Linked DNA regions of Homo sapiens: region 1 is linked to region 2. A link is an interaction called in ENCODE POLR2A ChIA-PET data of the cell type or tissue named here. Cell type or tissue: PC-9. All regions are shown on one strand. Links, peaks and the distances in the headings refer to the core of each region. The heading gives the core; the rest is flanking DNA. Region 1 overlaps LOC124903703 (a long non-coding RNA gene). Region 2 has its middle 4.1 kb from the start of NRN1L.

What was found. ChIA-PET counts read pairs that join two places held together with the same protein. Peaks named below come from ENCODE experiments on the same cell type or tissue, not always from the same donor. Only the 100,000 strongest peaks of a DNase experiment are listed, where the experiment ranks them.
Region 1: POLR2A ChIA-PET joins it to region 2 with 10 read pairs; 4 of 35 experiments call an interaction of 5 or more read pairs at or near these places.

Annotation. Positions count from the first base shown.
Region 1 is chr16:67,554,618-67,557,530 of GRCh38, forward strand. The region is part of intron 1 of LOC124903703 (a long non-coding RNA gene); the gene reads right to left. Among named protein-coding and RNA genes, the nearest start is that of CTCF-DT, 6.2 kb to the right of the region's middle. In PC-9, for the core only: no CTCF peak of the experiment used is centred there; a DNase peak (open chromatin) is centred at 1,434; H3K27ac peaks cover 1,204 bases.
Region 2 is chr16:67,887,512-67,890,373 of GRCh38, forward strand. It overlaps a transcript of NRN1L not described here. Among named protein-coding and RNA genes, the nearest start is that of NRN1L, 4.1 kb to the left of the region's middle. In PC-9, for the core only: no CTCF peak of the experiment used is centred there; no DNase peak of the experiment used is centred there.

The DNA of each region.
Region 1 (2,913 bases), core at 266-2,765, 330 kb before region 2:
TTAGCAACAGTCCTTTATACCTTTAAGAGCAGTCATTTGAGCTGAGAGGTAAAAAATAAATATGGCTGGCCGGGGTAACCCCAGCACTTTGGGAGGCTGAGGCGGGCAGATCACAAGGTCAGGAGATCGAGACCATCCTGGCTAACAGGGTGAAACCCCATCTCTACTAAAAATACAAAAACATTAGCTGGGCATGGTGGCACATACCTGTAGTCCCAGCTACTCAGGAGGCTGAGGCAGGAGAATTGCTTGAATCTGGGAGGCGGAAGCTGCAGTGAGTCGAGATCTCGCCACTGCACTCCAGCCTGAGCGACACAGCGAGACTCCACCTCAAAATAAATAAATAAATAAATAGGCCGGCGTGGTGGCTCACGACTGTAATCCCAGCTCTTTGGGAGGCTGAGGTGGGCAGATCACATGAGGTTGGGAATTCCAGATCAGCCTGACTAACATGGAGAAACCCCGTCTCTACTAAAAATACAAAATTAGCCGGGCATGGTGGCGCATGCCTGTAATCCCAGCTACTTGGGAGGCTGAGGCGGGAGAATTGCTTGAACCCGGGAGGTGGAGGTTGTGGTGAGCCAAAATCATGCCATTGTACTCCAGCCTGGGCAACAAGAGCAAAACTCCGTCTCAAAATAAATAAATAAATAAATAAATAAATAAATAAATAAATAAATAAATAAGGCTTTCACAGGGGTCTGAAGAAAGCAGACATTAATAAGGAAAAAAACTCCTACAGTCTAGGCAGGAGATGATATGGAAGGATGAGTCTTTAAAATGTTAGAATAGGCCGGGCTTGGTGGCTCATGCCTGTAATCCCAGCACTTTGGGAGGCCGAGGCAGGCAGATCGTGAGGTCAGGAGATTGAGACCAGCCTGGCCAACATGGTGAAACCCATCTCTACTAAAAATACAAAAATTAGCTGGGCATGGTGGTGCGTGTCTGTAATCCCAGCAATTTGGGAGGTTCAGGCAGGAGAATTGCTTAAACCTGGGAGGCAGAGGTTGCAATGAGCCAAGATTGCACCACTGCACTCCAGGCTGGGCAACAGAGCAAGACTCCATCTTGGGGAAAAAAAAAATTTAAATGTTAGAAGTGGTTAGGCTTGGCAGTTGATGTTGGCAGACAATGAAAGCTTTCCAAATGTCTTTAAAGGTTTAGCATCACTACTCTACACCCTCATCCAATGGTGTAAGATGACTCGCTGTCCCCCAAATACTCTTGTAGACTTTTATGCCTTTGATCATGGCTCTTCACCTTACATGTCTTCGTGTCACTTGTTAATGCTTTGCTAATCCTTTAGACCCAGCTGAAATGAGATACTCCTGGAGTGATTTACTCCTTTAGCTGTGAGCTCATTTCTTTCCACTATAACAGTTATTGCATTAATTTTTTGTGTGTTTGTTTTAACCAGTTTTACTAGTTAAATTTTGAGTCCAAGGGCAGGAAACACATCGTGAGTCATCTTTGAATCTCCAGTGCCTAGAACAGGAAGCTACACACACCAAGTATTCAATAATTACTTGATGAGCTGCATCATGTCTCACACATGTTCTCAACAGGTATAGAGAAAACCAGAGTGTTCACATGTAACTTTAGGCCTTACCCCAAGGAGGGCAGGAAGATTCCCTGCTCATTATGTCTTAGAAAATCAATATGTCTCCCCTTCGTTTGTTGATTATCTTGATTAAAGAGTTTTTAAAAAACATGTAAATGATCATAATTATTGCAAGCTTTACAGGGGTAACAATAGGAGCCAAGGAAGATCTTGGAAATACAACTGTTCTCCTGAGAATCATAGGATAATGATTTCTGGCTGGGTGCAGTGGCTCATGCCTGTAATCCCAGCACTTTGGGAGGCTGAGGTAGGAGGATTGCTTCACACCAGGAGTTCGAGACCAGCCTGGGCAACATAGTAAGACCCCCATCTCTACAAAAAACAAAAAACCTTAGCCAGGTGTGTTGGCACTCGCCTATAGTCCCAGCAACTCAGAATGCTGAGGCAAAGGTTGCAGTGAGCAGAGTTCGCCACTGCACTCCACACCCCAGCCTGGGCAACAGTGGACAATGCGACCCTGTCTCAAAAAAAAAAAAAAAAAAAAAAGCTGCTTTATTTCTTGTCTAATCCTTATGGCTGTATCAAGCACAATGATCATCCCATTTTATTTATTTATTTTTTTGAGACAGAGTCTCCTCTGTCACCCAGGCTGGAGTGCAGTGGCGCGATCTCGGCTCACTGCAACCCCTGCCTTCCAGATTCAAGCAGTTCTCCCGCCTCAGCCTCCTGAGTAGCTGGGATTACAGGCACCCACTATCGTACCTGGCTAATTTTTGTATTTTTGGTCTTGAACTCCTGACCATAGGTGATCCACCTGCCTTGGCCTCCCAAAGTGCTGTGATTACAGGCATGAGCCACCACGCCCAACCTATCATCCCATTTTATAGAAGAGAAATCTATAGTTGAGTTGTTACGAATTCAACAGAGACCACACGGCTAATAAAAAACCAAGACTAGACTTGAATCCCGAACAATCTAATTCTAGCATCCAGAGAGGGTGACATTAAACATTTAAGTTACATAACTAACACTAGTTAATCTAATTAACTGCTCATCAAATATTTCTAGTAATTTGGCTTCCCCGAATGCTCTCCTATAGGGGATCAATATGCCTTTTGCCAGCACGAGGACACTGGTCCACTTGCCCGTTGTTAACAGCACTCTGCTTATCTAGCAAGCGCCTGTGAGCCTGACAAATCCCCGAGGAAGGAATCTGCTCTTAGGGTACAAACCACATTGGGTTTCTGGTCCTGTACGTGAGGCTCAAGGCCAGATCTTTTTTTTTTTTTTTTTTGAGACAGAGTCTCACTCTGTCGCCAGGCTGGAGTGGAGTGGTGCGATCTCTGCTCACT
Region 2 (2,862 bases), core at 1-2,500:
TGACCCCCGCGGCCTTCCAAAGTGCTGGGATTGCAGGTGTGAGCCACCATGTTTGGCCTTATTCTTTACTTTCTTTTTTTTTTTTTTTTGAGACAGAGTCTCCCTCAGTCGCCCAGGCTAGAGTGCAATGGCGCGATCTCTGCTCACTGCAAGTTCCGCCTCCCGGGTTCACACCATTCTCCTGCCTCAGCCTTCCGAGTAGCTTGGACTACAGGCGCCCGCCACCACGCCTGGCTAATTTTTTTTGTATTTTTAGTAGACGGGGTTTCACTGTGTTAGCAAGGATGGTCTCGATCTCCTGACCTCATGATCCACCCGCCTCGGCCTCCCAGTGTTGGGATTACAGGCGTGAGCCACCGCGCCCGGCCTATTCTTTACTTTCTAAATTGAAAAACTCAGCCAGGCATAGTGGCTCAATCTTGCAGTATCACCTCCTCTAGGAACTATTCCCTAACCCTGACTACAAGCTGAATCAGAAGGCTCCTCTAGGTCCACACAGCTCCTGGATTCCCTTCTGCCTCAGTACTGATAGCACTAGCTTGTTATTGTCTAGGTACAGGTCAGAATTCCCCACTGTGGATTCCCCAAGGGCAGGAAGTCCTTTTTGTCAGAATCCTCGTTGTGTCTCTAGCATCCAACCTAGGGCTGGATATAAAGGGTGCACTTGTGGGAGGGTGTGGAATGAAAGATAGAACTCCTAAGTCCAGCATGGGTAGTGCTACAGTAAGCAAGAGCTTGGACTGAGAATGACCCCACTGTGGAGGTGTGTCATCTTGGGGTGGCACCTTTACTCTGGGCATACTGCTGGGAAGGATGGTGCTGGGGCTGTATACCCCAGAAGTCTTCCAGAGCTGGTCTTGGATGGCTAGGAGCAGGGGCCTGGCTGTTCTGGCTGGCCGTCAGGGAGATTACCATCCTCCTGCTGTGGCCTACTTTTCCCCTGGTTTTTGCTCTCTAAGTCCCTACTTTTCCATGGAATAGAGCGGGGCTTGGGGAGGGGGGAAAGAATCTGCTCTCTGGCTAGGGGCTTAAGGGCTTTGTGTGTTTTATCCTAGAGCTGGAGGAGAGGGGTGGGCTGATAGCCAAGCTGGCTGGGCCCTGGGCACAGCTGCCCAGGCCAGAGCATCATGGTGATGGTGTTTCTCACATTTGCAGCACCGTGGACAAGGAGTACCTTATTGTTCTGAGAGAGCCTGGGGGATGGATGTCCTGAGCCCAGTCCCCTCTGCATTAATATATCTCTTCACCTAAGGACCTCCCTCCTGCTCTTCTCCAGAGCCCAGACCAGCACATAGTAAGGGTTCAATAAATATTTGTTAATTAATGCGCTGAATGTCTGTAAAACAGGAGTGTTGTGTAGATTTCTGAGTGCCATCAACCCTGGAATTCATATTCCTTTTAACCCTCACAACAACTCTGTAAGGTCAGGATTATGACCCCCCCTTATATTTTATTTTATTTTTTGAGACAAGGTCTCATTCTGTCACTCAGGCTGGAGTGCAGTAACTCAGTCCTGACTCACTGCAGCCTTGACCTCCTGGGCTCAAGCGATTCTCTAGCCTCAGCCTCTTGTGTAGCTAGGACTATAGGTCTGTGCTACTAAACCCAGCTAATTTTATATTTTTGCAGAGACAGGGTCTCATTATGTCACCCTGGCTGGTCTCGAACTCTTGACCTTAAATGATCCTCCTCCCTCAGCCACCCAAAGTGTTGAGATTACAAGCACAGAGCTATCCTCATTATATAGCTAAGAAAAATGAGGCTTATGGGCCGGGCATGGTGGCTCATGCCTGTAACCCCTGCACTTTGGGAGGCCGAGGCGGGTGGATCACCTGAGGTTGGGAGTTCGAGACCAGCCTGACCAACATGGAGAAACCCTGTCTCTACTAAAAATACAAAAAATTAGAATTAGCTGGGTGTGGTGGTGCATGCCTGTAATCTCAGCTACTCAGGAGGCTGAGGCAGGAGAATTGCTTGAACCCAGAAGGCAGAGGTTGCAGTGAGCTGAGATCATGCCATTGCACTCTAGCCTGGGCAACAAGAGTGAAACTCCATCTCAAAAAAAAAAAAAAAAAAAAAGAAAAATAAAAATGAGGCTTATGGCCCAGCGCAGTGGTCCATGCCTGTAATCCCAGCACCTTGGAAGGCTGAGGTGGGAGGATAACTTAAGGCCCTGTCTAAATAAATAGGCCAGGCATGGTGGCTCAGGCCTATAATCCCAGTGCTTTGGGAGGTCGAGGCTGGCGGATCACCTGAGGTTGAGAGTTCGAGACCAGCCTGACCGACATGAAGAAACCCTGTCTCTACTAAAAATACAAAATTAGGCCGGGCACAATAGCTCATGCCTGTAATCCCAGCACTTTGGGAGGCTGAGGCAGGAGAATCGCTTGAACCCAGGAGGCGGAGGTTGCGGTGAGCCGAGATCGTGCAGTTGCACTCCAGCCTGGAAAACAAGAGCGAAACTCCGTCTCAAAATACATAAATAAATAAGCAAGTCAGGCATGGTGGTGCATGCCTGTAGACTCAGCTATTTGGGAGGCCGAGGTGTAGCGGGATTTTAAGGAATCAGAGAGACCAGTGGGGTTCAGGAGGATATTTATTAATTATTTAGGTGCATCGGCCCAGTCAGATTAACATCCAAAGGACTGAGCCCTGAACAAAGAGTTAAGTTACCTTTTAAGCATTTTGTGGGGTGGGGGGAGATCTGTGCAGGGGGAAGCATATTACAGAAGCAAGAAACAAAGACAGTTATTAAATTAATTGAGACATGCATTACATCATTTCTTTTTTTTTTTTTTTTTTTTGAGACAGAGTTTCACTCTTGTTGCCCAGGCTGGAGTGCAATGGCGTGATCTCAGCTCA